Regions from separate parts of the Mus musculus genome. Here regions 2 and 3 are each linked to region 1. Evidence: chromatin loops called from intact Hi-C (ENCODE). Cell type or tissue: heart. All regions are shown on one strand. Links, peaks and the distances in the headings refer to the core of each region. The heading gives the core; the rest is flanking DNA.

Region 1 (10,777 bases), core at 1,675-9,674:
AGTATGCTTAAAAATATAAAGTTAGAAATAAAGTAGGTTTTGAATAGGCGAAAACCTGAAGGGTGCAATTCACCTATTTAGGTTCCTGGTGATCACTAAGTTAGGACATAACCGAATGAAATTTGACTGGATTTTGTATGGAAGATTTTTCCTTTCCTATGTAAGTGCTCTCTGTTATTTCAAATATCTTCACTCTGTTAGAAAGACAGAGTGGTTTAAGAGACTTGATAAAAAGAATAAAAAGGTCAGGTTGGTGAGTTTAAAGGAATACTCAAATCATAGGCAGGAAGATTAATTGTAGACCACATAGATTTAAAATTGTGGAGATCAGTTAATAGGAAAGTGAAAAAATGTACTAGCTCGGTCTTTGTCAGGGTTAGTAGCTTTGAGAGATGCTGACAAGAGCCGAGAACTTAGTGACACAATAGAGCTTGTGATGGGTGACAGAAATCTTTAGTGGGTAACTAGTTAACCAGACTAACTCCCACATTCCCAGAATATTAGGAAGTTGGACACCTGTAGGAGAAGTCGGGTGTGCTAGTTGGCTTTCACAGATATGAGAAAATACCCTAAATAAACAACTTACAAGGAAAAGAGACTAATTTTGGCTACTGCTTTTGGAGTTCAGTTCATGGTCATCTGATTCTACTGTGCTGAGCCTTCATAGCAGAGAAGGTTGAAGAAGAAACCAAAGTCTCAATGGCTTTCAAGGGCATGATTCCCGCAATTTAACTTCTTCCCAGTAGAAGAACACCTATGTCCTAAGTGTTCTAACAACCTTTCAAGGTTGGTCACCAAGCTTTTGGGCATTTGAAGAAACCACAGATTCAAACTGTAACAACTGGGTAGTTAATTTGGGTGTGTTGAGGCTGGGGTGTTATTTATGGATCCAGAAGGGAATGCTGAATGTATATGCCCACAGCAGAGACAGAAAGTCCTGTTTGGACTTGGATAATGAGAGGCAACAATGGAGGCTGAAGTTTACGTCATACACTGATCTTCATGCTTATATATGTGTCTGATTTTGCTGTGTTTTATTTAGCAACTTACCAACCATATTCGAGATACTCTGCCCAACTTCAGGAACAAGCTACAGGGGCAGCTGCTCTCCATAGAACATGAAGTGGAAGCCTTCAAAAACTTCAAACCGGAAGACCCCACAAGGAAGACCAAAGCCCTGCTGCAGTGGGTCACCTCTCTCTTCCTCTGTTCATTTGACACGGCTTGCCTGGCCTGCATATGCTCGCCATGTTGCTTTCTGGAAGCAGCAAGGAGCATAGCTGAGGTTCTATGTGTGATACAGTGATCCCCTGAATCATTCTGTTTTCACAAGGAACACTTGCTGATTTTACTGTTATTACAAGGTTGACCAGTTGCCTATCTCCATGGATTCAGTCAGGAAGCATAGCCAGAGGTGATAACTCAGCAGGGTTTTCTCTCTTAGCCTCAGAAGTCAGTAGAGATAAGCATATCTTTTACATTTTAAACTAAATCTATAGATGTTGCTTTATTATCTTTGTTTCCAATATTCACATGATTTGTCCCTGTGTATATCTCAGGAGAATAAAAGGCTTACTTAAAAGCGATTACATTTCAATTTCCTTTCCCTTTCTGGCTGTTTAAACTTCAGGGATTAAAAGCTCAAGCAGAGCTTTTATGCCTTCATGATCTGTCCATCTTCACGATCTTGCCATCCCTCCTTTATTCTTGGGGTATTTGAAGATACCATAGCAGAGTGCTAGAGAACACGGGCTCCTTTCATCTCTTCTTTGACTCCTGTAGACTCCACTTGTCTCTTCATCTGTGTGCATCAACTTGCACTAGGTCTGACTCAATTGGAAGGTCTAGCATTCCTACACACCTAAGTGATCCATCAATGATGATAGCTGATATCTCTTAACGTACTATTATTTTACTTATTTATTTATATTTGTGTGTATTGTTTCATATATATATATATGTATATATATATATATATATATATATATATATATATATATATATATGCATATGCATTGTGGGCATGCATTTGTGTGTGTGTGTGTGTGTGTGTGTGAGAGAGAGAGAGAGAGAGAGAGAGAGAGAGAGAGAGAGAGAAAGAGTAGGTCAGAGGTTAACATTGATGTCTTCTTTAATTGCTCTCTATCTTATTCTTTGAGACAGTATCTCTCACTGAACCAGGAGCTCATCAATTTAGCTAAACTAGCTAAGAAGCTCAAGAGAGACTCCTATCTTCCCTGCTCCAATAGTGGGATTATAGGTGTATGGTACTGGGCCTGGCTTTTTATGTAGGTACTAGGGGTCTGAACTCAGCTCCTCTTACTTGTGTGGAAACATTTTAAGCAACTAAACCATTTCCCTGGTTGACCTTGTGGCACTTTATTTCTTATACCCCCAAGCAAAATTTAATTCCTTTATTTTTTCATTCAACCACTTTGTGGTAAGTAAGATTCTTTTCTTCCTGTGTCTTCACTGTGTGTGTGCCTGCAAGCTTCATGGCTGGCAGTGAGGGAGACAAGAATTCAACTCGGTCCACTCTGATTTATTTAGTGGTATTGGGCCAAATTTCTGGAGTGTGACACTGGTTTATTTTAGTCATATTTAAGCACAGCACAAATTTGGAAAAAAATTTCCTCATGACAATGAGCTGAGTCCCACATGCTTAAGACATGTTTGTATGGAAACTCTTTTCATATTCATATATATATGTATATATATATATATATGACTATACACACACACACATATATATACATACACACACATATATATACACACACACACACACACACATATAAATATATATATATGGCCTTTTCCATAAAGACAATTTCTGTTGAGTCAGGAACACTGCTCAAGATAAGGATGAGGGTCTGGGGAGAATGACTGAGGTAAACAGAATGCCAGTGGGAGTCAGGATTAGCCTGGCCCTAAGATAACAGAAGTTATGCAGGCTATAGAGTTGTTGGGAACTATAAGTGACATCTCTCATAAGGATAGCTTTTATGAACTGAGAAGAAATGCTCAAGATTTAGGGGTGGTGGGAAGTCTGGGATGAACAGACATAATATTTGGGTGAAGCCTGGCCCTACAGATAGCAAAAGATCACCAGGCCATAAACTAAATCCCTTCCCAGAATTCTGTGTGGAATGGCAAGCATCTCCTTCCTTTGAAGAGACAAGCCTTCATGTTTAACTTTCCTGGCTTTTCCAGTCCTTATCTGTGTGCACAAGGCCCTCTGATCCACTACTCTTGCCAGTAGTTTCTTCCTTATATTTGTCTTATTTCTTCCCTACTTGGCGAGATTTGGATTCCTGTTCTAGGAACTTTTTCCCACTGTAGTCCAGCTTTCGCCTGGTGATAACAACCTCCTGGGATGAGCACCTGCGTGGACAGTGATGCCATTAGCACTTTTCTGCTGTACCCATTCAGTGCAATGTGACATCTTTCTTTTTGTAAACCTGGGCTACTTAGTCAACCTGATGACTTCTGTAGTGTCCTCCTACAACGTGAAGTTCATTGTCTATTCAGATGGGCGTAGACCTAGCAGTACCCTACTGTTACTGCTCTTTGGAAAGAGTGGGGAATATAATCTTCCTTCAAATGTGCAAGGATGCATCGAAGTACGTTCATGGTTCTTGCTTTGGTCAGAAGTCACAACAGTACTGAACTGGTGGTTTTTCAGTTTTTTTTTAAAAGAGATTTCCAAATATTCAGAAAGTTTCAGTGGCATCTTAGTTGTATCATGTTGTCTTTCACTTAAAATAATACCATGGCAAAGATGATTTTTTTTTAAAGAGTAGAATGATTTCCAAGTTTGTTTGTTTCTCCTAGCCTTTGGTTAAACTCATAAAAATTCTTCAAGTTATATAGAAAAGAAATGTATTTATATTGAGGTCATACATCAGTATCTCTAACTATCTGAAACTAGGATGCTAGGATGGTCCTTGCCTCTGTCATGTCATGGGTCTTGACTGTAGAATATTCAATCAGATCATTGACTAGCCTGTTGGTTCATCTTCTTTTTGCGTGGGCTCCTGTCTTTCCTGATACATTTCCTCATTCCCCTTTCCTGCCATCCTTTCATGCACCGTACTCAGACTCTGGCTATGCATTACTCACCATGAAGCCAACAATGAAAGTGACACTTTGCACTTAAGGATAAGATCATCAAGACAAGCATATAAATGATGAATTGTGTTAGACGCTGATAAATGCTGTTTATCATAAGTAGAGAATGTTGGAGCCCAGAGGAGGAGTCAGGTGCATATGAAGAGAGGTATCAATTCCCAGATGGAGGTAATGCTCAAGACCCTGAAGTACAAGGGGTGTGTGTTAGGTTTAAGGAGGATGGGAAGAGAATAGAGTGGACTCAGGGAAGGCTTATTCCAATACCACTAAGTGGGAGGTGGATGGGAAAGAATTGACAGAGATGAAGTTTGTAAAAATTTCTAGTGTTTTAATGCATATACCACCACTTTTCAGGTACTTGACAAAAACCATTAAAAACAGCAGACACGAGCATGGCTAAATAATTTGTAATTACTGTAACCCACTGTATCCAATCAAATTTTGGCAGTAAAAATATACAGGTTTCAGAAGATCTGAAAATATTTTTCGCTTCGATTTTGAATTTGAAAGTAGTATTTCTAGGATGTCAGAATTAGAATTGCTTAAACCAAGTAATCATCACAAACAGGAATACATTTTTTATTCTCTTTTATTTTCACCAGATGGTTTCAGATAGTTAATTGATTCACAGGACAAATATTTATTAAGCATTTCTTATATGTTGCCCATATGGTGCATGCCCTTGCCTTCCAGGAAGCTGCTGGCATCGAAGCAAGCAGTGGTGATGTGGTCTGATAAATATTTTGTTAGAAAGAGGCTGAAGGAGCAGAAGATCCCTTCATCTGGGCAGTGGTAGATGCTGGTGGGGGCTGAGGACCACCGAGCATCATGGGTTTCTCAGAAGAATTAGTACTGGAGCTGGTTCTTGAGAACAGAAGGAGATTAGCCAGGCAAGGAGTGGAGTCAATGGTGCTGTAAATCCTCAAAGCACGTACACAAATACAGAGACATGGTACGTGTGGGGACTGGGCAGTAGATTCTTTGTGTTTGGATCAGATGGTGCATGTTGCTGAGCAAGAGATCAGCCTCAAGAACAGCCAAGGTCACAGCACAAAGAATCCTACATAATGGGTTAACTCAAACTGCGGGAAAGCACCGAAAAGCAAACCAGCCAGGTTTGTGTGGCTGTGACGGTGTAGGGTCTGACCTGGGCAGAATCCTAGGATCAGGATGGAAACCTACAGGTACCTTGGTAATCCAAGAAGGGGTTGCCAATGGCTGTGCCAAGATAGGGGAATCAACAGACTCCAGACCCAGAAGGAAAGCAGTTTAAGCAGTTCACGTTTTAGGTGTTTTGATCTGAGACAGCTAAAAGAAAATATATGTCCTGCACGTGATTGAATATGCAGGCCAGGATCTCCTATGAATTGTGGCATCTGAAGGTGGGGGAGACTGTGTCTTGATGACTTTCAAAGCTCTGGCCACCCTCAGAGCACACAGTTGTAGGATGAGGAGGACAGACTGAGGGAGAAAAGGCGTCTGCCCTGTGTGTGTGTGGGGGGGGGATGGTTGGGTGAGTAGATGTGTGTGTAGGTGTGCAGCTGTGCTTGTGTGTGGGTTTTTCAGTGGCAGTAGCTGGGAGTGGGCAGGCGTGACATCACCAGAGTGGAGGCTCACTTGACTATTCTACTTAAGATTTATTACATAACTTTTAAAATCCAAGTGTTCCTTAAATACCATTTCAGGTTATAACCACAAATGGATACCACCCATTTAAAGAGAACGATATTTAAAATATTTACTCTAGTTAAAATGTGTAAAATAAATCTCCTGTTCCTTGTCACAGCTGAATGATGTGCAGTGCCAACTCAACCAGTAGGTGTCACTAAGAACACCAGGAAAGGAGTCTAAGCTACACCCTTAGTAAAATCAGGGACAGGAGAGCCCTGTGATGTTAACTAATTTTAACCCGGGTTTATCTCTCTCTCTCAATTCTAGGATGGTCCAACAGTTTGCTGTGGACTTTGAGAAGAGAATCGAAGGGTCAGGAGATCAAGTAGACACCTTAGAGCTCTCTGGCGGTGCTAAGATCAACCGCATTTTCCACGAACGCTTTCCTTTTGAGATAGTGAAGGTTTGTAACTAATGTTCTTTTCTCCCTTTGTCCCACCGCATTCCCTGATCTCCCTTGCAGCTCTCTCGCTGTACTGTGATCTATCACAGGACCAACAGAGTCCTTGGAATCGAATCCTTTGTCCTTGAAATATTCTTTCTGATTTCAGTGAGTTCATAGAGAATACTTCAAGAAACAATACTTCAGTTTTCCATGATATCTATCCATTGTCTAATTTAAAATATTTCTGAGACTCCCCTATGGACCAAAGTCTCAGTGACCAAGAAAGAAAGGGGTTGAATTTATCTAGTAAGGACAATGAAAAAAGTAGATAACATAAGAAAAATTCAAGTGTTATTATGGTGACATGATACAGATTTCTTTCCATGGGATATTTAGATAGGCTCCCTCTGGGTGACGAAGGGCATTATTATCCATGACCAGCCTGGCACAAAGACATCAGTGTTATGAAAAGTCCTGGGAAGAGGCTCGCTTAGGGATGAAGCTGTGCATCCAGGACTTTCCTGGCTGCAGTTGTTCACCATTTACAATGGAAAGCAACAGGAGGACTTTACACAGGGGTTTGTTATCTAGTTGGGCTGATCATCTCCAAAGAGAACTGTGCCTGCTGGATCACCAAGGGGCAAGCAGTAGATGTGGTAAAGAAGGGGAGGGGCCCAACCAGAGATGGATGGACCACATTTTCTGCCTGAAGCTTCTGCAATCGCAGGAGTCCCTTAGAGACAAAGAAAGCAAAATTACAAACACATGGTTGGGCACATGGTCTTGGAAGGGATCTTGTGCAAGGAGGAAGCTCTGAAATGTACATTCTCAGTCAAAATGATGTAAGGAGAAAGAATGGAGGGAAACGGAGGACTGTGGGAGTTTAGGGGTAAAGTTGACAGGCTGGGATTGATTCAAGAGACAGAAACCAGAGGTTGAAAATCCCTCCCCAAGGTTTGTCTTTTGCCATTGAGTGAATGATGGTGCCCATCAGATGGGGAAACTGATGGAAAGTATCAGTGGGTAGGAAGGATCGAGAGCTGTTTGCGTTTGGTGGGGGTGGGGGGGTTGCTCAGTACAGCAGCTGAGTAGCTTAGGGACTGTGCCACTTTTTCAATATGAGGAGGCGAATGTTTATGTATTGGTGTGGGAAGAAGGTGGATAAATAGATCATTTTATTAAAATGTGCTAAGCAAAGTGACAAACTTTAGCATAGGGCGCCATGGAAACACTGCCCACAGACATGAATCCCAGCCCAAGGATGCGAGGGAGCCAGCCGTCTGAGCTGAGTTTGGAAGGATAGTCAGATAAGCAGGAAGAGGTGGGAAAGGGAGCACAAATGTTGACCACACAAAGGAAGGGATGACAAAGACTCTGAACCCTGAAGCCACAGGATACGATAGAAGCTTAGGGCAAGCTGTTACTCTGAGATGCAGAGAGCATAAAGGAGGAAATGGACAGCGAGCGAGGCTGGAACGGCTGCATCCCTGTCAAACTGAATCCGGTGCTCTTTGGATGTGCCTTTCGGGACTAAGTTCTATGGCACTTTGATCCTACTTCCAAGTAGATTTGTAGTGCCTAGGACGTCTGGGAAATATTTATATAGCAATGCATCCTGTGTTGGCTTCATAAGGTATTATTAATTTCCTCTTATAAAGAGGTCTTATGGTCAGGTGCTTAAAATGGTCAGAAAGAAAAGACAGCTGTGTTGTGGCCACCCATCAGAAAATACTCTCATTTATGCATTCTCCTGTGGCCTCCACTTTAGTACATTCAGCAAAAAATAATTCTGTGTTTCAAATGAGTGGCTGGGTTTATGTCCAGGAGATATTCCTTATGCACAGCACTCCCCATATGTAACAGAGTTAACACACACACACACACACACACACACACACACACACACACACACTGATCCTCTGGAACTTCCAGAAATCCCCAGTGTTCCATGTGGCCTTGAACTCCATATAAACAGATGTTTTGACCATCTGGGTTTAGTTTACAAAGGACATGAGTATCCATTTATTAATAACAGTAAGGTTATCCTCATTCTATACCATTCAATAATATTATCGAAAAGAATTAAGTGTCATAACCGTAGCTTGCTTTGCATCTGCAGATGGAGTTCAATGAGAAAGAACTGAGAAGAGAAATAAGCTACGCAATCAAAAACATACATGGGATCAGGCAAGTGACCCACATTTTTTCCTGTCTTCAAGCTACCCAAAGAAAATGAGCATTTCAAATGGCTAGCAAAGTAGTATTTCATCATCAAAAGAAAGGAGAGAGTGAGAAGTCAGAAAAAGAAAATCTTGGCTTTTAGCTTAGTGCTAATTTTCTATATTGCTAGAGAGATTTTAGTAAAGATGATGATAATAATAATAATGAAAACCTTTCTGTACTGTTTCCAATAAGAACTGAGCATCCTACTTATCTTTGAGTAGGTGAACAAGTCTCTGTTTGTTCTGTACCTGGGGGGTGGGTCTTGCTTATTTAAGATGCTCATAAGCAATGGAGAACTGGCAGAATAATTTGGGGTTGTGGAGAGAAATTGGGAAAGAGTAAGAAGGGTGATTATTTTTCAATGGAACCATTCCTATGAAATAAATAATTTCAATCACAGTGTGTTATATGCCTATATTTGTGTTTGTGTGAGATAGAGTGTGTGTGAGTATGTGTGTATGTGAGTGTGTGAATGTGTGGGTGGGTGAGAGTGTGTGTGAATGTGTGTGTGAGTGAGTGTGTGTATAAGTGTGTGAGTATGTGTGTGAGTGTGTGTGTGTGTATGTGAATATGTGTGAGTGTGTGTGTGTGTGAGTGAGTGTGTATGAGTGTGTGTGTGTATGTGTGAATGTGCATGTGTTTGTGTGAGTGTGTGTGTATGTGTGTGTGTGTGTGTAAGCATACAAGCACATAGGTACATGCATATGAAGAACTTGTGCAGTGGGCCTGAAGGGTAGAAGACAATAATGCAGCGTTGAGGAAGGAAGAGTAGCAGGAGTGAAGCAGAGGATGGCTAGGTGCAGAGAGATGGTCTTAGGGGAGCTGGGGTTTTTCATTTGGCCGTTGCAGGCAGTGTGGTCAGGAGACTGGAGTGACGGGGCAAGAATATGGCCTGGAGTGAGCTAGAAACGGAATTTCCCATCATCAAGAGTAGCGTTGTTCTCTTACTTTGTATTTTAGTATTTTTAGGCTTTAGATAACAAATCTGCACAGACAGTGTAGCTTATCAGCAACGAAATCTGTCTCTCATGGTTCTGGAGGATAAAATCACAAGAGCTCTCCAGCTTGACCTGGCCGGGTGAGGGACGTCTTCCAGTTTGTATACCATTCAACTCTCACAGTGTCTGTACGTGGTCGAAGGAGGACAGGCAAACTCTCTCATCTCTTCCCATGAGACCTGAATCTCGTTCCTGAAAGTCTCACCCTTACAATCTAGTTTCTTGCCAAAGGCCCTACATCATAATGTTGTGACATCAAGTATGCTGGATTTTAACACACAGATCTCAGGGGAAACATGCATCCTCAGCCTATAGTGATATGGTCTAGAATTATGATATACATTTTTAATACACATTTCTTGAGCCCATGTAGAGTAAGCTAATCCCACATAGGTTGCTGGTTCATGGTTCATAGGTTACCTTAAGCGAAGGAGGGGTCCTCCTGTTGGAGGCCTGTTGTGGTTCAGCTTCTGACACAGGGCCAAGATGAGATATTGAGAAGACAGTCTAAGAAGGACCTCTCCCCCATCCCTGCCTGCTCCCCATGCCAGGATGATAGGCACACACCAGCACACCTAACTTCTTAGGCACTGGGATTGAGTTGAGACCTGATTGTTGGATGGCAAGTACTTAACAATGGAACCCCACAGCTGCAGTTCCCATTGTTTATAAAACACACATAACTTCTTCTATCCTTTTATTTGCTTCCCTGATTTCCTGTTTCACATGAGAAAAGCATACAATGACATCAGATTTGAATTAATTCCAGATTAAAAAGAAGATTTTTGTTATTTTTGTTATTTGTTGATTTTATAAATCCATCATTTAGGCATTGTGTGTCACCTAAGTTATTGATGACTCCCCTTCAGTCACACCCTTCCTTCAGTACCCAGGGACTTTGATCTGAGAGCCACCTACCCCTCTGTAGTGCAGAAACCTTGCTGGAAGAGCAGATTCTGGGGCCCCATTGTTTCACCATGAAAAAGGGGGGCTTACTTGTTTAAGAGTAAGGCTGCTTTTGAAATTCTTTAGGGATGGTAAATGGAAACTTAGTAAATTACCTCTTGGAATCAACTGGGTGTTGGTCTTGGGACTCCCCAGAGCTAGCCCAGTCCACAGATGCGCATTCTCATATAAAATAGCACGCTATGTACACTTAACAAACACGCAGTTTCTCTATGTTTTGAGTTATCTCTAGATTACTCGAAATATCTAATGCTATAGGAAAATAGTTGTTACGTGGCATTTTTGGAGAAAAAAAATGTTAACAATACTGTCTGTAGTGTTCTGTATACACAAATATTTTTTTTCTGAAAATTTTCAGACAGTGGTTGAATCTACAAGGAACATGGTGTTATAGAGCCCTGGT
Region 2 (10,777 bases), core at 1,836-9,835, 93 kb after region 1:
CCAGCCATGACATGTGAGTGTCATACCCTTCCGCACCTGAACATTTCCAAACATGCATGTTTTGCAACCTTGTTATATGTGAGACACTGCTATGGTCACTCAGGATAAAATGATTAACAAAGAACCCATGGTGCCTGCTCTTTTGAGCAGGGATAGTCTGAATAAAGAACACATATAAACAAACCACAAAGCTTGCCTGGTGCTGATTGTAGTCCATAAAAAGTCAAGCCAGGGATGTGTGTGACATAAACAGTGTCTGAAGTAAGGGATCGCAGGAGGTAAAAGCTTTGAGTGATCAGAGAAGGTCATACCAGTGTCCTAGGGCAGAACTGAACTGGGGTGACTGGGGCAAAAGAAAAAGTGACTCTAGAGATGAAGGATTTCAACTGTCAGGGTTAAAGGAGACTTGTAAATTTTTTTAGCTGGAGGTTGCATGATCAGATTTTATCTATCTATCTATCTATCTATCTATCTATCTATCTATCTATCTATCTGAGAATTGATTGGAAGAGGATAAAACTGGACTGGGGGTTAGGAGTTGTTACCATGACTACCAGAGAGGCCATGGCACCCTAGGCTGGCCTGAGCTGATGGTAAGAGTGGGTAGACACAATGTAAGGGAGGTTTGAGAAGATGGAAGCTGACGAGGCAAATGGCACATGAGGACTGTACGCACTGTGCACCCAGGAGCTATGGTTATGGTCACTTCCTGCCACCAGGACATCCAAGAAAGAAAAAAAAATACCGATCAAATACTGATGAATGAACATCTGAGATAGTGAGTGAGTGACTAGCTAAGCTATGGTGGAATTGTATCACGTGATCGTATTATCAAGGACCAAAGGTAAATTATTGAATTAATAGAATTTTGTTTATTTTTATCATTGGTCAGTGGGTTTTGGTCTCCTGGCCATGCATGGCTTCCTGGACTTGAGACCATTTGAGCAAAAGCTGAACTTCTCATTATTAGTTTCCACATATAAACTCTTGGGGAATTTAGTCAAGATAAAAGAATAAAACAAAAACTTACCTTAAAAAATTACTTCTGATAATTTTATACTAACACCCTTTTGGCAAACTTTCTTGACAATACTTCTAAGGTTTACATTTTGAGAGACAGGAATACTGTGATTCAGGGGAAGAGGCTTTCATTTTTCTTAATATTCCCCAAGAAGTGGGCAAATAGACACACATCTAAATGTGCAAGTTTTCCCAAAGTTAAATTAACCAAAGAGAAGGAACTGCCCCTTCATATACAGCGACGCTGGTTGCCAATTCTTATTCTACATCTGTGGCCCACCCAGCACAGAGAATGAAACAGTAACAGAAACTGGAGTCAGGGAAACGGTCTTTCCAGCGGAGCTATGCTAACCCTGCTCCACTGAAGGAAGTCAAAATCTGCATTGAAACAGGACATTCTTGGAACTCTTAAGAAATTACAGGCCTCATTTTTGTGGGCTGAAATGTTTGGATAGCTTGATAAGGAGATTATATCATTCCCTTATAGGGCTGCTTACTTAGGGCTGCTTTTATTGTGCAGCTCTCGCAGATGACAAATATAACTTTGAAAATAGGAAAGAAAGTGACAGCTGTAGGCCTGGATGTGCAAAACTAGGAGAGCAAAGTCACAGGGATGCATGGCCCAGGGATGCTGAGATCTCTGCCTTCTCACGTAGCCCTTTCTAATCGTGCCTAGCTGCAACAGGAGGAGCGGGCCCCAGTGATGGAGGAGGCCACCCAGACCACTGAATGCTCCACATTCCTTGTCAAAAATCTTTCGCTCAGCTCAGACTTGGCTATTTTCATTTTTTAAAGTCCAAATAAACACCAAACACCGACGTATATAACTTAAAAGTCTCCATCTTCATACTTGTAATTTTTATTCCTATAGAAAGTAACTTCCATTGTGCTTTTAAATATGAGGTTGATTATTTCCACATCCTGGCATTCTCCAAAGATTTATGATTTAGGAAATAAAATAAGTGTTATTTAATACACGGTAATGGCCAGTGCCATTTCAAAATTACTCAAAGTATCCTTTAACTACAAACCGACTACTACTGTTTGTTGTTTCCAAATCTAATGCTGCAAAGTCCACATTCTTTATATTACCCCTTTCCCAGAAGGATAAAATCTCAAGTGTGCCTTATTTTATGAATTTAAGGTGCATATAAGACAGTCAAGGCTTTTGAGAGCAGAGTCAGAAACGTTTTTAAGGGTATTTTTTATGATTTATGGAAAAATTATTTGATACATTATGCTGGATATCCCTGTTAACCCCCAGTTCCTTCGTGTTCTGACTGGGACACTGTGTCACCCTGAACGGGGTACATTCCTGCCCTGGAAGAATAACTCATCATGAGCGCTCTGGTAGTGTCTGCTGCAGTTCCTGTAAAGCATTTAAAGTTGGGTAGGACTATGCAAATAGCCTTATGGACAGTTTATACTTCCTGTTTATACTTCACGTTTTGTGATGTATCATTCAGCATTCTGTTGGGTGGTCATGGGAGTTTCCTCTAAGGCAAAAAGCCCTGTTAATTCCTCACGAGTTTCATAAAGGCAAAACAGATCATTTTTTGCATGGGATATAGTTTCTGTGAGTCCAGATTGTTTACATGCAAGACATTTAACTTTATTCATATTTTCATGACACAGTTTTGCCTATGACTCTTTCTTTTAAAGAAAGTATAGTGTCACATCTAGTACAAATACCATAGAATTCAGAAAATTTGGAAACTGTGAACTCTTAGCCTTAAGATTAAATCTTATATTTTAAAAATGAAAGGCCTGTGGGCAAGGCAGTTTGCTTGAGATTGTTATTTCAATCATTACAAAATAGTTTGGGGTAGCCTCAGATTATAATTTTAAAACTTGATTAGAATATAAGAAAAAGTTAAATGTGAAACATTGAAAGGTAAAATATGTTAATAAACAAGGTCAAAATAGAATAATTTTCTAAATTTACCTGTCTCTGCATGTTATCCTTATTGTTGTTTTTTTTTTTTAAATGCTCATATACAAAGCCAGCCCTGACCACTTCTCCAGTTCATGTCAGAACAGAAACTTTGATATTTCCTCAGAAATTAGGGCAAAATATGTCATGCAGGGCTATCTTTGCTTTTTTGAAATTATCAACGGGTTTGAAAAATCTTGGGTTGAGAGCTTACGTGACTGGAAACATAGATCCCAAGTAAGCAAATCAGATTTCTATATTTTATCCCTGTGACTGCACTAGAAAAGCTTTCTTAGCTAAACAGCAACATGGTAGCTAGTCTGTGTGTGCTATAGCACTCAGAAATATTGACGGTTCAATATTCTTGTTTATCCCAAGAAGAGAAACTGTTATTTGAATATGAGTGAAAAATCTACTAGGGATATTTTAAAATATCTTTTACCCAGGCCAGACTGGCAGTTTGTTAACTTGAAATACTTGATCCTTTAGAATATATTGTTACTTGTTTATTCTGTCTCTTCTCTCCATACTTCCCCTCTCTCCCCTCCCCCCCCCCCCACTTAAAAGTTACAGTACAAATAAACAATCATTTATAGACAAGACCCAGCAGAATAATTTCCTCTTCGACAAACATCCAACTGAAGCCAAATGGTTTTGTCGAATTGGTTTTCACGTCAGTGTCAGGAGGCAGCAAAGGTGTGTGCAGTGAATGTCGAGAGTGTGGTGGAGGCAGTAGGACCATGGCAGACACAGGAGCATTTTCAGAAATGGGCTTTATTAGGCTTCATAGGCACCACTCACTTTACTTCGGGTAGGTTTTAATATGCGAATCAAAAAAAATCAAAGGATTACATACGAGTTTTTCTTTTAATAAGCCAACAGTTTCAAACCCCAGGCCCCCCAACCCCCTCACTGTGGTTGTAGCTCTTGGTGTAGATGCTATGTTGTGAGGGCAGCTTTCTTTCAATGGCTGGTGGTCATTCAGGCTGGGTTGTCATGTGACTGCCTGTCTGTGCCTGCTGTACAGGTGAGCGGATGTTCTGCACAGCAAGTGTAGACAGGCAGACACATGACAACTCTGTCCAGCCAGGCCCTTGGGTCCTTCAGGTTTCCTTTGCTCAGGGACAGATACAATCAGCCTGTTTTCCAGATTTGGTGATTTAGGGGGGAAGGACAGGGGGATAAAGGGAAAGGAGAGAAACACACAATAGAATTAAACATTAAAACATTATGGAACTAAAAAGAAGTTAGACGTTTGGCTTTATTCAGAAGTACACTCATACATTTGATCCAAATGTTGCTAACAAGGATAATTGTCAAAAACAGAAAATTCACATGATTTTAAGGAAAAAAAAATAACAACATAAACTTTTAAAATCCAGTTCCTGTTGTTACTGGCCCTCATGCAGTCAGAATTCAAAGTAATCAAACCATATGTTTTTTTCTTTTCACAAGACCTCTGCATCTCTTAATAGTGAAATTAAAGTCTATGTTTATACATGTTTTTCAGAGTAGGTAAGTGCCATAGCCTTGCCCATGAAAAAATATATTGTTATCTACATGGTAACAGCAGCCATTCTCAAAATATTAATGAGCCTAAAGTGTCTGGCAATCCACCTAACAGATTTTGGATATATATATCTCTCCAAGCAACAGAAATGTATTTAAATTTTTCTTTTCTTTTTATAATATCCATATGAAAACCAAAGAGTTCATAAGCTTCTATCCCCCTTGATTAACAAGCAGGGTGAGACCATGAATCAAAGTCATGATCTAGAATGTTCTTTCCCACACTAGTGCTCTGAATGTGTTTTTGATGTTGTTAATACAATATCATTACAGAGTAGGACCTTAAACACAGAAAAGGAAAGTTCACTTCATATCCAAAATGACAATCTGAATTAATTGTGTTAAGTACACAGAAGCAAACTGCAATCCTGCTGAGTCAGGAATTCTGCTATTTTTAACATACTTAGTCAATTTGCATATGCAGAGATATTTAACAACTTCACTGTCATTTTAAACACAAAAACAGCCAAAGAGTTGAAAGTCTAAAAATTGGAATTTCTTTAAAAACAAAATACATTATTATCCAAGAGGTATACATTAGAGATTATCTTTAAAGAAAACAAATACTTCCTTATTTACCTTTAATTGGAAAACCTAAAAAGAAAAAAAAATGCAGGCAGAAGTTTTATGAACAATAAAATCTTTTTTGAGAATGAGAAAAAGAACAGTTTGCTGCACATTTGAACTTTTGTGCAGTGCCTAGAGATGGTATCCTTTTAACCGAGTTGATAAGTGCAACTATATCTGGACTTCTTTAAGTTCAAGAAGATAAACGTGTGCTTCTGTCCAACACTTCAGAGCACAAGAGCTTGGCTGCTATTCAAGTAGTTACAAAGTCAAGTATACAAAAATGGAATACCTTGAAATACTATTTCCTTTGTTGTTTCATTCAGTACAACAGAAAAGCATAATAGAGTGATTCACTTACGAAGAATATATTAGCAGCCATTAAAAGTTACTATAATTCTGTATTGCTTTCCCCTCTCCCTTAAGTAATCTGATCCAGTTTACTCTGCTCAAGTAAAGGAACGGTACAGCCTGAAAAATACAAAAAACAGTGAGTCCATGTGTTATCCTTCAGTAAGAAGCAGTTTTATTTATACCATGCTATCTAAAATGTTTGAGGCTAAACTATCATAATGGCTTTTCTGAAGAGAAAAATTAATCAAAATAAGGTGGCAGGGGGAATAATTATTTTATTCATGAGATTTGGGGACAATTTATTTTTTGATCGATTAAAAATATTTATAGTGAATATGTAGCATGATCATAATTTTTAATATTATAATTATAATTTATAATTTAAACCTGCTCTAGACACGTTAAAAAAGTCAGAAAGACTCCCGCCACCTTGCATTCCCAAGCCATACTTATTTGGTGACTACTTAAAAGATGCAAACATTAATATGTAGTTGTCATAGTCTGTGATAATGTGTTGATGGTGTCGTGTCCCAAGACAGAAATGTAAGAAAATAATTCTCTCCTAAACATCCAGCAGGAAACTTGAACCACACCAACTGTAATAAACTGGCTTTCACAAGAAGTCAGAAGATATGAAGTAAAGACTTGATGATTTTCTTTAACTCAGATGACTTAAAAAAAAAAAAAAAGGAAACTCAGTATTAAGTCCTTTGAAAAGAGGCTAAATATTTACATGGACATCATCTGCAGGACACCAAGGTTAAAAAAAAAAAAAGAAAGAAAGATTTGGGAAGTTTCAACCTTCACTTGCCTCAGGCTAGAGTCTGCCCCCCTCCCCCTTGCTTATTTTAAGCTGGGATCTCTATATGATGGTCTCATAGTTACTATTTGGACATCATGGTGGTGGGTAGGCTATTGTCATGAGATAAGAGAAAAGGTTGATTTTAAAGAGCAGTTCCCTTACAGACTCACTGGATGATAAGCTTCCTTCAGTGATAATGAACATTTGTGGATGAGTGACTCTTTAAACTTTTTAAACAACTTGCAGTTTCTTTTTCCCATATCAGCTTTAGACTCCAACAAGGGGGAGAGGGCACATTATTTTCGTAGTATCTTTTATGCCTAAGCTTTCTCTTTCCCGTGGAGTGAAATACTTGGGTGGTCCATAGGCAAAAGGTGGGGGAGATTGTCTTTTAAAAACAAATACCTTCTCCTAGCCAAAGGTTCAAGGGCAAGCAGGAAGGAGGGCTAGCATGTTAACTAATTGGACGAGAGCGATCTGTGACACACTTTGTCTCCGTACAAACAAACTTTCCTTGATTTTGAGATCTATGGTTAAAAAAAAAAAATCAAAAAACCTTGTTTTGAGAAATTAGACTCTGAAGTGATGGAGTTGAGGTTGCAGCTTAGAATTTCCTTTCTCTCTGATGGTTGAAAAAAATCTTTTTGACTTCAGTACCTAGCCTAGCTTATCCATCATTGATTCTCTGAAATAAGAAACAAGGGTGCAATTTTCACTAACGTTAAGGTTGGACAAACCCTGCAAACAGTTTCCTTTTTATGAGCACCTACAATGTTTCACTTTTCTATTTAGACTTACCATACTATCCAGAGCAAGATGTTTGCTGCTGGTTACTCTCTTCTGCCCTAGATTCCACCATCCCTAAAATATTTGTATATCCTCTTTGGAAGTAATATTGGAATAAAATTAGACATTCTTCTAATTATTTTGGAATCGATATCTTTATTTTTATCCTAAAGTGTCTATAAGGGATATATCCACCAGCACACAGGCTTAACACCATGTCTTCATACAGCAGAGGGTTATCAAACAACTTTTTTGTACTTTTAATATAACTCATACATTTAAAATTAAGTACCACACTCCTTCATTCATTTAGAATTTTCCTTGAAAATGGTGTGTTAGAACTCCAACCAAGAACAGGCAGAGACTCCGGGTTTACAAAGAAATTGTTACTTTTTACTGTTGAACTTACAGGAGAATCACCCTTATGCCCTTTGTATCTTCAGACTAAAAACTGTCCCATGGGAGAAATAGGGAAGGGACCTGTGAAGAAAGGTTATTCTTCTTGAAATTAAAAAAAATGCATTTAATATGAAGAGAAAATTTTAAATTAAATATCATTAAATAAAGGCAAGTTATAAAATTCAATTATTTCTAGTATACAATAGGCCCTCAAAATTAGAGAAATCTTAAATATGATCCAAGTGATTCTTCTCTGTCCTCTTTCGTGACGCGTTAGTCAAGAAAGTGTGTTTCCTGAGACACACAACTTCCATAAGTGAACTAATAGTGCTTTTAATTTCCTGTGCAAACAAAGTGATATGTATGTGTGTATATATATATAATCTCAACTCTTCTTTTAAAAATAATTAAGATTCTTCAACTCTCACAGAACAATGAATGGTGCCTCGCCTGTTTCACCTAAGTGACAAGCAGTTAAATGTCCCCCGCTATATTTCTTACTTAATTGCCATAATTCATCAGAAAATTTTATGACCAAGATACCAGTTTTGGGATTATATGAAGCATAATTTTTTAAAAATAAAAATTGTAAGAAGAAAACTCAGAGATGCAGCTATACTATAGTATTTTACTAAGGAGAGTTTGCACTCTCCTTTGGGTTATTGGAGAATGTGTAACTTAGACAAAGATTCACACTTTAAAAGACAAAAGACAGTGTATTCGTTTTGCACAGAAAGCTCAATGAGCAGATAATATTTCATCCCATAGAATGTGGAATGAAATTTTCCAGGGGTGAAAATAAATGAAAGGCGAGACTTTATGGGTACAGCAGCAACATTTTCTCCCAGAACTTTCTTTAACGGAGCCACCGCTGATGCTCAATACAAACCTCCCAGCTTACTTAGTGACCCAGATTCTTCTAGTATTTTCTCTTTCAGTATTTCATTCAGCCAGAGGAAGTTTTCTTGCTTCCAGTCTGCCTACCTCCCCCACTCTCCTTCACCTCCAGGACAGCTGGAAACTGACCAAAGAAAACTTTTGCCTTCGTTTACAAATTCCTGTTTTATCAGCATCTTTTTAGACAACGTGCCTTATCATTTCAAAGGCCCAGGACAAGTGAGAGCCTTGTTAAAAAAAAAAAAAAAAAAAAAAAAAAAGATGGGCCAGCAGGCTCAGCTGACCAGCAAGTATCAGCCATTCTTGGATTTTAGAAGAACAATTTCAATGTTATCTAGTGAGCCCACTAAAGACAGAGCGCTATTCCCCTGGCCTGCTAAGTTGCTGAGTCAGTAAGATGTGGGTTTGGCACTTGGGCCCTCATCTCTGGCTAAGTGCGTTTGCATTGTCTGATAGTAAAATAACAAAACAAAAAAGCAAAAAACAAAAGACTAGACTGCTTCTTATCGTTAGGTACTATTATTTCTGGTGTTTCTATTATATAGATAAACAGAAAAGCTCCCTGTTCATACAAGAGTTTTGAAAATTGCATTTTTTTCCTTTAGGGCAAAATGCATTCATTCCTGGAGTGTTAGAGGTTGCATACATAGCTCATCCATGCTCGAGTTTAAGTCTCTGAATTATCAGTTTCAACCATTCAAAACTAAGTCTCGTTCAGTTTTTGCTACTTGTCTGGAGTGAGGTTTTTTTCCCCACCTTTTATTTTGAAGCGGAAGACCCTTACATTTAAGAAAGCATTTGAACGATCAACATTTAGACTTATAAAAAACACACAGAAAATCACAATTTACCATACGACCTTGCTCTTTTGAAAGTTAAGTTCACGGTTATCTGTCCCTTAGCTCAGTGTCTCCAGCGTCTTCACACAGGTGATGGGATCTCTATCTAGTTCCCCAATCACAGACCAGGTACGCAATCCCAGAGGCCTTACCCGCTGGTCTTCCCTGGAGCAGTCCTCTCCCCTGGCAGAGTCCCTGAGGGCTTCTTGGTCCCTAGTTTGCAAAACCTGTGAAGAGAAACACTGGATATGAGATTCAACAAAGGAGCACCCAGCTGTCCTCTCCTTGGAAGCAGCACATTGTGTCCCCAGCCGTCCATGGCGTTGCTGGCCCTTGCCCAGTCTAACCAATGTGCAGACTACTGTACAACGGCATTGTCCTGAACAGGTAGTCTGAACACTGGGGCGACGGAGCAGGATCTCCTGAAGCTTCCATCGGTGTGTGGAAAATCCTGTCCCGGGGCTGGGGAGAGCCTGTCTTCCTGCACCAGGGGCTTGTTCAGCTTCCCCCCTGAACCCTGTCTGCTGCATCGACTGAGACACACTAAAGGGCTGTGATTTCCAGTCTTGACGTGGCACATTTGCAGCAGACTAGGGAACTGGCAATGAATTTAGGACCAGGAAAAGGGGGAGGGCTGGGCTGGAGAGTCCATATATGGGATGATGTCACCCTGGGGAGGTTTGGGTATGCGCTGTGCCGCTGGAGAGACCGCTAGAATCGCCTGCTCTCAGACATGGGTCTGTGCATAAAATGGTACCAGATGTTTTCGTGTAATGTTAAGCAGTCATTTCATCTTCAGGCCAGATTTTTTCCCTCAACTGGGCAGGAAGTGGGGCCCCAGTATGGAAAAGCTGTAAAAAAAAAAAAAAAAGGCAAGATGTACAGTTCTGCTGTGGCCAACCGAAAGTGAGTTGAGAGTAGAAGTACAAATTTGTTGCCTGATCTGGGCTGAAGAAGTAATTTAAAGATAGAAAGATGACAAAGCAGTAAGCAGAAAGTCAAACACTGTTAAGCAGGCAAACTTCGAGGCCTTTTTTTTTTTTTTTAACTTTCCTGCGATACTTTGTTTTCTTGTATTTTACTCCTTAGTGAGGTCAGATAAGTTGGGGCTCCCCCCTTTCTTTTCCTCCTCTTCCCCCTTCTCCCTCCTCCTCCTCCTCCTCCTCCTCCTCCTCCTCCTCCTCCTCCTCCTCCTCCTCCTTTTCTGCTGGACCTGTCAGCAGCTTGCAGGCTGCTCTAGACTTGAGCAGTAATTACAGCAACTTCCTGAAAGTGAAGCCCCCATGAAAAGTCTGGAGAAATGCTCTTTGTCATGGCCTCTCCATGAGTAATTAGTTCCATATGTGGCCTTCCTCGTCTCCCTCCCTCAGCTCTCTTGGCTGGCTCTCTGCATGCCGTTCTATAGCCTTACCTAAGGAAATGTTAAAAAGTTTAGACTTCAAGCACCCACACTGCTGTACCGCTCTTTTCTGAACATTTCCCTCTGGTAGAGCCACACGGTTAAGGACAGCATTGTTTTATCCTGCTGGCTACTCCCAATTCTGTTTGAATACTTTTGTTTTGTTTACATGGTGTTCTGATGATGAGGTTTATCTCTGGTTAAGTAAATCT
Region 3 (10,777 bases), core at 1,700-9,699, 220 kb after region 1:
AAGGGTGGACAGAGAGCAACTGACTAAGGAGATAGTTGGAGGGGGGGTCAGTCTCTAAAATTTTTAGCTGAAACAGTTGAAGAAAACAGCAAAAGAGATGATAAAATTATTGTCAGGGAAGAAGAAAGCAGGATTCTGAAAATGTGAATCACAGGAGTCTTGAGAAAATTATCCTTGAAGAGAGAGACAGTGACCAAAATGGCACTGTTGTGGTAAAGTCAGGCAATAGAAATCAAAGGGTTGGCGCTTGCTTTGGCATAGATGTAGATGCAGATGATATAGATGGCTAGATGATAGATAGATAGATAGATAGATAGATAGATAGATAGATAGATAGATAGATAGATATAAATCCATGACTTGGATGAAAACTGTATTACATTAAAAGCAGAATCATTTTACTCATGCCAGTGGGACAAGGGTCAGGGGCAACCCCAAGGAAGACATGAAGGGAGAAAATGGAGGATAACATTCAGGGTGTTTGCTGTAAATTTGTTATAAGTAGGGGAGTTCTGGGGAATAGAGGGGACAGAGACTGTGCTTTAAGATGGTTGTCTTTAAGGCATGTGAGCGTGTTATCCAAGTGATCAAGGAGTACAAAAAGGAAACTGTTCAGTGGAGATTATAGGGAGAAAGATAGTATGTGGCACTAGGCATGAGGAGAGAAGGTCCACTGAGCATAAGCTGATGGCTTGGCCATTTCATCATCTGAGCTCTCTCAAGAGGCAGACTCTGCAGCTGCGAATGAAAGTGATTGATGAATTTGTTGGAAAGAGTAGTGATCAGTTTCATCAATAGGTTATATGTTCCTCATAAAGCATGAAGTAAGGCAATCAACTAAGTATGAACAGTTAAAAGTTCCAGGTAGGAAAAGCTAGGAACTGATAATCATCTGGAACATGGAAAAGATTTAGTATAGAATTATGGTGAGATGGCTGCAAAGGGTGGTGCCAATTTGATAATTGAAAATACAAGTTTGGAGGGAGAACAACAGTACAATTCTGGTTTTTCGCTTGTACATTTAGCACCACGAATGCAGCAGTTAAAGGAAAATATTGTTTGTTTGATGTTTTATTAGAAAAACGATGAAAGGGAAGATGAGAGAGGGAGTTGAGGTCTACCAAGACTGGTGTATCAGGTGTGTGCAGAAACATGGTTATAAAGGGAGCAGTGATCATAGAAGCTTCTAGAATCAGTCATCAGCAAAAGCCCACAGTGAGTTCTCCAGGGTTTTTTTTTTTTTTAATTTTTTTTTCAAGGCAAGGTATCTCTATGTGGCCCTAGCTGTCCTGGGAATTACTCTGTAGACCAGGCTGGCCTTAAACCCAGAGATCTGCCTGCCTCTTCCCACTGAATGGCAGATTAACGGCATGCACCACCATTTCCCAGCCTGAGTTGTCCAGATTTTCAAAAGGGAAACAAAATTGAATTTCTCACTGGTGATTTCATTGGTATATAAATGTACTGTTATGTAAATATGTGCCTAAGTGATAAGCTCTGGATTTGGTGAGAAACCATGTTCCAAAAAAGAAGTGGAGGCAGGTGAATAGAGGAAGACACATGATGTGAACCTTTGGTCTCCACAGACAACATGAGCAAGTACACACACACACACACACACACACACACACACACACACACACACAAAGAGAGGGAGGGGAGGAAGGAACAGTGCAGGCCAGATTGTTAACCAATGTTCATGGCCCTAGCCATATTCTATCTATTGTATATTACTGTGTTTATCAAACCTGTATTAAGAAAAGCATACTGTCAAAAAAAATGGCAAAAAATGCATTGAACGCCTTCATTGTATATGTATGCTATTTCATAGAGAAGTTTGTGACAGTTACTCGAATCTCACGTGCAGAAAACCATATTAAAATGTAACATAGAACCAAAAATGCTACACTGTCTAGGAAATACATCTAAGAAATGTTTGAAGAAACTGACTAAAGAGTTGGCTTGGGCACTGAAAGGCTTGGGACACACAGACACAAACACACACACACACACACACTTTCTTGGCTTCCAAAGTTTGTGAGCTATGCTTATGAAGCCATGAATTCTTTCAGCCACAGTCTCACAGTGTAGCCCAGGCTGGCCTCAAACCCACAATCCTCCTGTCTCCATCTCCCATGTACTGATATTATAGATCTTTGGCTGCCATGCCCATCTTAAGTCAAGATTTTTAATAATAAATTAAACCTGTCTTAAATTCAGTAGTAAAGTCTACAGTTTATGAAATTATGCCATGTATGTCTTGTAAACTCTTAAGACTAAAAATTAATAAGCACGTGACAATATGGCCTGACTTTGCTAGAAGCCATGAATTGCCAGTTAGTCAGCTAGACAGCATGACTGACCTTTCAGAATCACAGATACTGGAAGGAATAGTTATGGCTGGTGGCAAAGAGGAAGCTGGGCTCATTCCTTTCTGTGTCAGGCTGTGCAGCCTGCCTAGGACCAACATGGTGCTGTGTGTTAAACTCTAGCGTTATCTGGAGACCTTGGGTCCCAGCAAAATCCCACTCCTAAAAGCATTTATGTTATCAAACACCCCGGAAATTATAAAAAGGAATCTGTTAAGAGATTATTTTGAAACACCGTTCTTAATTGTTTAATAGCTGGTGTCAGATGATTGAAGAGACATGGAAAAGAAATAAGGGAATTAAACTTTATATTTTTTAACAGCCAGGAGCTTTCTTTTGACATGTAAGAACATTTTTTTCACGTCTAATCAAAACATAAGCTCATCCTGCGGTCTTGTTCGCTTCAGCAGAGCACTTAAAAAGCCTTTTACCTAAGGGCTGAGCCTTTCCCTCCCTCGCTTTTCAGCACCCCAACCACTTTCTCAGTTCTTCGAGCTGTGGGACACATAACTTGGTTTCAGAGCAGAGTCATTCAGAAACTCATATCTGCATGATTGCAGCCGAAATAGACTAAACAAAAAAATGCACTCGGTACAAATTGCTGTGGGTTATCTATACAGCTACAGCATGTGGTGAGAACCTGGAAGCTTCCTGGACAGAATTTATGAGCCTTCCAGTAAATCAGGCCAGCTCAGTGTTTCAGACCTGTGTCCAACTCGCCTTGGCTGTCTAGACACGGCCTAGGACGAGGCTTTAGAACCGGGTAGAGACAAAGCTGCCAAAGCCACCAGAAGCCTTTGACCTTCTTCTAATGTTTCAACCAGATAATTATTTTCCCTCTCAAGAATTTGGCTGTCCTTTAAGGGGAAAAAAAATAAGATTTTCCGTGTGAAGAACCCCTGAAAGAAAATACCCTGGAGAAAGGTCAGTGTGGTGGAGCCAAAGCTGGATTCCTCAGAGCCTCACAGAGAATGTGGAAAGTCTGTGTGGACTGTGCGTCTCCTGCCTTCCAACTGGCCAAGGGTTCTCCAGACAACAGTCTCCAGCTTTGCCCACCCCACACCTTTGCATCTCAAAGGAGCCTTGGCTGAGTGTTGGAAAGAGCTCCAAAGGGAAGCCTACTTAGTAAAGTTGGAGAAACAGTAGAGGCTTCATTAGATCCTTTAAAAGCAATGTATTGTTTTATTCTCATTAAATAAACTATCCCCCTTTCTGCCCAGGAGCAAAGGTGTAGCCTTTATAATTTTCCCAGAGTGAACTTTTTTCCTTGGACATGGACAGTATATTTCCTTGAGCTGCATCCCAGCTTCTCTGAAATTCCCCACCCTACTTCTTGTGGCTTATCTTTTTAATGTTTATATTCTGTGTTTTCTATAAAAATCAAGATCTGGTCAAAAATTAAAAAAAAAAAAAACAACCAAAAACCGTACATGATTTTAAACATGACCAAGTCTGCTCCACTGTGTTTTCATCCATTAATGTATTTCTTCACCCATGCAGCTGCTGTAGAGAGGTCATATGCTGAGGGCTGGGGGAGGTTCTGGGTGTACTGGTTAGCTGGCCTGTGATTCAGGGAAAGTCCCACAGCTCTCTCTGAGTCTATTTCCTCATCTATGAAAACAGCTTTTTGACCCAATTTTCAGAGTAGCCTTAGAGATCTAGTGGGATGGCCCCTCTCGTAAGATGGTTAAAGAGAGAGAGACAGAGACAGAGAGACAGAGACAGAGACAGAGAGAGGAGAGGGAGAGGGAGAGAGAGGGAGAGGGAGAGAGAGAGAGAGAGCTTTTTCTTTGGCTTTGCTCCATCAATTGCTGTACCTCAATAGCCAAAAACACCAGAGATGTCTGTCAACTGCTTGTAAAACTCATAAACTGAACTGAATTAAATACATATCAATGACCCCTGCATGCTAGCATGAATAACCTAAAGAAGCCCCTATGGCCTGGCTTACCACTGCATCTGGGAAACAGCAGGTGTTGTGCCCTCTGGAATCTAGACGTCTAGCTGTGTTGTAAAGAAATGAGTCCAAGAGAAAATGTTCCAAATGGGGAAATCCTGACAATAAATATTTCCTCAAGATGAATACAAAGTTCCTCCCCAAAACACTGCTTAAGTGGAAAAATAAAAAACAACAAAACAAAACAAAACAAAACAAAACTCAGAAGTAAAAATAAAGTCAAATGTTTAAAAGACGGCAGCTGTACTTAAATAATCTAGGTCAACAGACACTTAGGCAACTCCGCCAATGCCCTGCAGTGAAGAGGCAGCTTTGAAATACTTCGATAAGTCAGAGGGTTTTTTAATTTTATCGTTTTATTTCATGTGTATGGGCCTACATGGATGCCTGTGTACCATTTGCATGCCTGGCACTGACACAGGCCAGAAGATGGCAGTAGATCCCCCTAAACTGGAGTTACACACAGTTGTGAGCCGCCTCGCGGGTGCTGCAAGTCAACTGGGGTCCTCTGGAAGAGCAGCCCGTGCTCTTAACAGCTGAGCCGTCTCTCCAGCCCCTGAGGGGTGATTGTGTTATTACTGAGCATCAAGTATACAACAATGAACTCAAGATATGCAAACTGGAAGATGATCAATTTTGCCTAGAACTGAGAACTGCTGAAAAAATGTCAAAGCCAGAAAGGCAGTTTATGTCTCCACACAAACAAAGGAAATAGTAAAATAAAGGTTTTTGGGTTTTGTTTTTTTTTTTTTTTTTTTTTTTTAAGCCATGTGTGTCTCAGCATGACAAACCCAAAAGCAAACATACAGCCATGGCAAGAAATAAACATCAGAGAGACATTTTTACTCATAGGTGATGGTTTACAGCTTGGGATGAAAAATGATATCCAATTTACTATTGGGAGTTTTCAACAAATAGGTGTTTTGAAGTAGAAAAAAGTTAGGGAGGAAAAAAAAGAACAAAGAAAAGGAAACGTGAATGTTGGGTAAATGCAAATAAAAGTGCGAGCCCATCGGGTAATATGTAATAGAATGTTGGCATCTGGTTTTTACTGTCAATAACGACTTTAAGACAAAAAGTATCCATAAGGCTAACAAAGAGATGATCAATGTCTTCATTGAAAAGAAATTTTAAGGATTTAATGGAGAGTCACTTAGAAATTCACAGAGCCATTTAAAGGTGGTGTTTAGTACCTCCAGGTGTTACTATCTGTAGAATGCATACACACACTAACTTGTTACAGCTTTGGGTATCACATAATCAAATTATTTATTTCCACACATTTTAAAGGCTTTACTCCTAATGTAAATTATTTTCCCATTTCAATTTCTACTCTTTTGTGAAAATCAGTTGATTTTTTTTTTTATACCCTGAAGTTAATACTGGCCTTTTACACAAAGTGACTCATTTAAGCATAGTGCTGTAGTTTATGTATGTATGTGTATATGTGTGCGTGAGCATGCATGTATGGGGGGGGTCATGTATGTGGGAGCATGTGATTGCCATGGTGTGCATGTGGAGGTCAGAGGATGTTTTTCTGTAGTCGACTCTCTCTTCCTACCATGTGGGTTTGACCTTAGGTCACCAAGCTTGTTAGTAAGTGCCTCTAACCTCTGAGCCGTCTCACTGGCCTGTAGTATATGTTTTGTTGTGGTCTTGGATAGTCTAGTTCTGAATAGATTGAAATAGTGCTTACTATTAGCATGTTATTAATTTCTTTCATACTCTGATATCTCATTGTCAGGTTGCATAAAACATCTGATTTAGATATTTTCTCAGTTTCTTTTGCATTTGGAGCTCTGGACCCTTTCTTCTTTGCTGGGGGCAAATCTTGCACACTTATTTCCTCCATTTCCCAATGTTTGGAATCATGTGTAGTAGCTACTGGGATGATAAAACATCTGTGGAAGTGTGTACCCTTTGTGTCATGTTTGCCTTGGCTGTTTCATTGATCCTTTTAAACTATATGAATGATCTGCTTTGATTTTCCAATCTTTTAGGATTTCCCTATAGACACTGACCGACCCTCCCTCCCTCCAACCCTCCCTCCCTCCCTCCCTCCCTCACTTCATTCCTTCCTTCCTTCCTTCCTTTCCTAAGTAGTAAAAACATCTAGGGCTTTCCAGTCCCCTGCAGCTTTCCCACTGCCCCACTGTGAAGATGGGAAGTATTTCGACATCTTATTACCTTCTCCATAAGTCATATTCTTGCTTCCTTTGGGATATAAGAACCATCCATGATTATATGGCTCATTTGCCTTTTCATCTCATTTTCATTTTCATCTCTGCATTCTCTGAGACAGGATTTCAATGTGCAGCTAGCTTGGAACTCACTCTGTAGACCAGGCTGGCTTAAAACTTGGAGATCCACCTGGCTTTGTCTCCTGAGTGCTGGGATTAAAGTCACATGCCACCATGCCTGGCTTGCACTATTTCCTTTAGAAACTCCTTCTTCTTTCTTCTCTTCTCCCTCTTCTTCCTACCATCATTTGAGAACAAAGAATGTGATTTTTTTTTCAAGTCTGTCCAGTCTAGCACTGTGTATGTGTTGTCACCTGAATGGTAACTGATTTTCTATGTAATGGGAAAATATTCTCAAACATTCTAATTGTTATGTATCCCACCTTCCCTTTTCTCCATCTATGTTGCCCTCCCTCTCCCATATCCCAGGTAAATCTTCCTCCCATCTTTCCCTTTTTCCCCTTCAAAGCACCAGCACCCACCCTTCTATTCCTATCTCTAGAACTCCCCACCCCCACCCCATGGTCCCTTTTTACTTTCCTGGTATCTGCAGTTACTTCAAGTGATATACTGACATCTAAAGATACAGAGATAGGGTCCACAAGAGAAAGTGTGGTGCTTGGCTTTCTGCTCTGGGTAATCTCAGTATATTACCTGGCTCTACTCATTGCCTCACAAGTTTCATGTCTTCATTATTCTTTGAATAATACTCCATTGTGTATATGTACCAAATTTTCATTTTCCATGCATCAGCTGAAGGACATTTAGGCTGTTTCCATCACTGGATCTTCAAAACTGCACATTCTAATCTCGAAAGAGATCTATCCTTCTTTCTTGCAGTATCTATTTAACATTTAAACTGTCTATACCACAATTTCAGGAGGTCTGTCCATGTACCTTGTCAAGTCCTTGTTACTCTCCTGGTTTCTGCTTTCCCAAAAGCAGAAAGCATCTTCTTTCTGATTCCTTCCTTCCTTCCTTCCTTCCTTCCTTCCTTCCTTCCTTCCTTCCTTCCTTCCTTCTTTCCTTCCTTCCTTCTTTCCTTCATCCCTCCCTCCCTCCCTCCCTCCCTCCCTCCCTCCTTCTCTGATTGTCAGATCTTTTGTGCTTCTGATTTCATTGGTTCATTGTGGCAGAGGTTCAGATGTAGGTGCTTTGAGCGAACGGTTCCCATGAACATGGAAAGGCAGAGGCAACGTTCCACTCACCATGGATGGGAAATAGTCTATGTGCCATCTATCACACACGGTGGGGGATGTCTTTCTTCTACATTTGAGTAGAGAAATCTTTTTCCCCAAGCCTGGGTCCTTAGAGCCAGAGGATCGGGCACACTGAACAGTTCTGCCATCACTAAGGGACAGTACTGCTGAAGGTCTGCTCTGTGCTTGTCCTGGAGCACTGGTGTGGGCATAAGCTCTTGTCCAGCTCAGAGTAAGAAAACTCTCTCACTCACATACTACTCTACTGCGCTCACACCAATCCTAATGTCAGCATGACTTGAGAGCAGCAGATATAGTTCACTTGAGTGGAGAGTGGAGAGAAAGTAGAATAAAATTAAGCCACAATCTTTTCAAAATCCTCTGGGGAATAAAATGATGAGCATAAACATGCACTCGCCATCTTCATGATGTGTACCACATGAACTGAAAAACAGACGTTCATCATAATAAACAAAAAAAGACAGAGTGGTATGAATGACTCCAGAGGGGAGGGAAGCAAGGTGGGAGGAAAGACTAGAGGATGAAGGAGAGAAAAAAATTAATTCTGAAATCAGCACTTCCATAAGAAGTAGGAAGGAAAGGAAGCTGAGTAGGATGTGGCAATGAAGGGAGCTGGCCTGGCAGGGATGTCAGGGAGCTGTGCCTGTGTACACAGGGGCTGAGCTGAGAGCCCAGTAAAGGGCAACTGCCATGCAAAGAGAGCTGGGCAGAAAGCAGTGTGTGCAGGTCCCTTTTGTTCACCCAGCATAGCTGACACTTCAGAAACCTAAAGAGACATTATAGCTAGAGAAGGAAGGACGGAGGTTCCAGGGAGGAATGCAGCTCCCAGCTAGAAGGCTTTGTGAGCGAACATAATACCTGTGGTGGTTTGAATGAAATGGAACACCTTGAGCTCATAAGGAGTGGCACTATTAAGAGGTGTGACCTTGTTGGAGTAAATGTGGCTTTGTTGAAGGAAGTGTGTCACTGGGGGTGGGCTTTGAGAGTTCAGAAGCTCAAGTCAGGCCCACTAGCTCAATTGCTTTCTGCTGCTTGCTGATTCAGCTATAGAACTCTTGGCTCCTTTTCTTTTTTTTTTTTTTTTTTTTTTCCATTTTTTATTAGGTATTTAACTCATTTACATTTCCAATGCTATACCAAAAGTCCCCCATATCCACCCACCCCCACTCCCCTGCCCACCCACTCCCCCTTTTTGGCCCTGGTATTCCCCTGTGCATTAGGGAAACAACACCCTTCTCAATAGTCACAAATAATATAAAATATCTTGGCGTGACTCTAACTAAGGAGGTGAAAGATCTGTATGATAAAAACTTCAAATCTCTGAAGAAAGAAATTAAAGAAGATCTCAGAAGATGGAAAGATCTCCCATGCTCATGGATTGGCAGGATCAACATTGTAAAAATGGCTATCTTGCCAAAAGCAATCTACAGATTCAATGCAATCCCCATCAAAATTCCAACTCAATTCTTCAACGAATTGGAAGGAGCAATTTGCAAATTTGTCTGGAATAACAAAAAACCTAGGATAGCAAAAAGTCTTCTCAAGGATAAAAGAACTTCTGGCGGAATCACCATGCCAGACCTAAAGCTTTACTACAGAGCAATTGTGATAAAAACTGCATGGTACTGGTATAGAGACAGACAAGTAGACCAATGGAATAGAATTGAAGATCCAGAAATGAACCCACACACCTATGGTCACTTGATCTTCGACAAGGGAGCTAAAACCATCCAGTGGAAGAAAGACAGCATTTTCAACAATTGGTGCTGGCACAACTGGTTGTTATCGTGTAGAAGAATGCAAATCGATCCATACTTATCTCCTTGTACTAAGGTCAAATCTAAGTGGATCAAGGAACTTCACATAAAACCAGAGACACTGAAACTTATAGAGGAGAAAGTGGGGAAAAGCCTGGAAGATATGGGCACAGAGGAAAAATTCCTGAACAGAACAGCAATGGCTTGTGCTGTAAGATCGAGAATCGACAAATGGGACCTAATGAAACTCCAAAGTTTCTGCAAGGCAAAAGACACCGTCAATAAGACAAAAAGACCACCAACAGATTGGGAAAGGATCTTTACCTATCCTAAATCAGATAGGGGACTAATATCCAACATATATAAAGAACTCAAGAAGGTGGACTTCAGAAAATCAAATAACCCCATTAAAAAATGGGGCTCAGAACTGAACAAAGTATTCTCACCTGAGGAATACCGAATGGCAGAGAAGCACTTGAAAAAATGTTCAACATCCTTAATCATCAGGGAAATGCAAATCAAAACAACCCTGAGATTCCACCTTGGCTCCTTTTCAAGCACCATGTCTACCTGTGTGCCACAGTGCTTCCCGATGTGATGGCGATGAACTAAACCTCTTAACTGGAAGCCAGACCCAACTAAATGCTTTCCATTATAAGAGTTGCCGTGGTCCTGGCATCTCTTCATAGCAATAAAACCCTAAGACAACTCCCGAAGTTTTTATTCCTGAATGCAGATAGCCATTACAGTAAAATAGCTGAGCCACATTTTCAGAAAGCCATGTGACTGAATACATAGAGTGAATGCAAAGGGAAATATGATGCTGGAAGACCAATGAGGGGGCCGATGAGGAGGCCAATGACATGGTGATGACTGGTCTCAAAGGAAGGTGCTCCTGGGTAGTAAAATGAAGTGAGGTGTGGAAGATATCAAAAGTGTGGTGTACAGATATCAAAAATATCTGCATCATATCTGGTTGTGCCATGGCTGCTAGCAATGGGAACAGTAGAAAAAGCCAAGCTGAAAATCACCAGTTAAGTTGTTCAAAATAATGTTTCTTTGAGGTACTCAAGTGGAGAAGCCAACAGGGAGTATGATACCAGGGAAACTCCAGACAGGAGATACAAACATGAGCACCTTCTGGAGTTGGTGGAAATGGAGGCTGTTAAGCTCAACTGAAAGAAAGTCAAACAAGAGTAAGCAGAAACAAAAAAAGAAAAATAGTGCTAGTATC

Evidence for each region. Peaks named below come from ENCODE experiments on the same cell type or tissue, not always from the same donor. Only the 100,000 strongest peaks of a DNase experiment are listed, where the experiment ranks them.
Region 2: it touches region 1 in a loop (2.7-fold over the local background); 2 of 42 quality-filtered maps call a loop at or near these places.
Region 3: a loop joins it to region 1, with 2.3 times the contacts of the local background. A loop is called at or near these places in 3 of 42 quality-filtered maps.

The regions. Positions count from the first base shown.
Region 1 is chr1:162,308,989-162,319,765 of GRCm38, reverse strand. Dnm3 (dynamin 3) reads left to right here. Exons shown (of 21, transcript NM_001038619.2): 7 at 1,043-1,185; 8 at 6,070-6,205; 9 at 8,307-8,374. Among named protein-coding and RNA genes, the nearest start is that of Gm39688, 66 kb to the left of the region's middle. In heart, for the core only: a CTCF peak has its summit at 5,950 (motif pointing right); no DNase peak of the experiment used is centred there; H3K4me3 peaks cover 304 bases; H3K27ac peaks cover 1,306 bases.
Region 2 is chr1:162,216,637-162,227,413 of GRCm38, reverse strand. The region is part of intron 14 of Dnm3 (dynamin 3); the gene reads left to right. It overlaps Dnm3os (dynamin 3, opposite strand), which reads right to left and starts at 9,791. Exons shown (of 1, transcript NR_002870.2): 1 at 1,864-9,791. Mir199a-2 (microRNA 199a-2) reads right to left here and starts at 9,600; the gene lies at 9,491-9,600. Mir214 (microRNA 214) reads right to left here and starts at 4,046; the gene lies at 3,937-4,046. In heart, for the core only: no CTCF peak of the experiment used is centred there; a DNase peak (open chromatin) is centred at 9,763; H3K4me3 peaks cover 3,659 bases; H3K27ac peaks cover 4,129 bases.
Region 3 is chr1:162,086,605-162,097,381 of GRCm38, reverse strand. The region is part of intron 15 of Dnm3 (dynamin 3); the gene reads left to right. Among named protein-coding and RNA genes, the nearest start is that of 2810442N19Rik, 87 kb to the right of the region's middle. In heart, for the core only: a CTCF peak has its summit at 4,724 (motif pointing right); DNase peaks (open chromatin) are centred at 3,111 and 3,911; H3K27ac peaks cover 649 bases.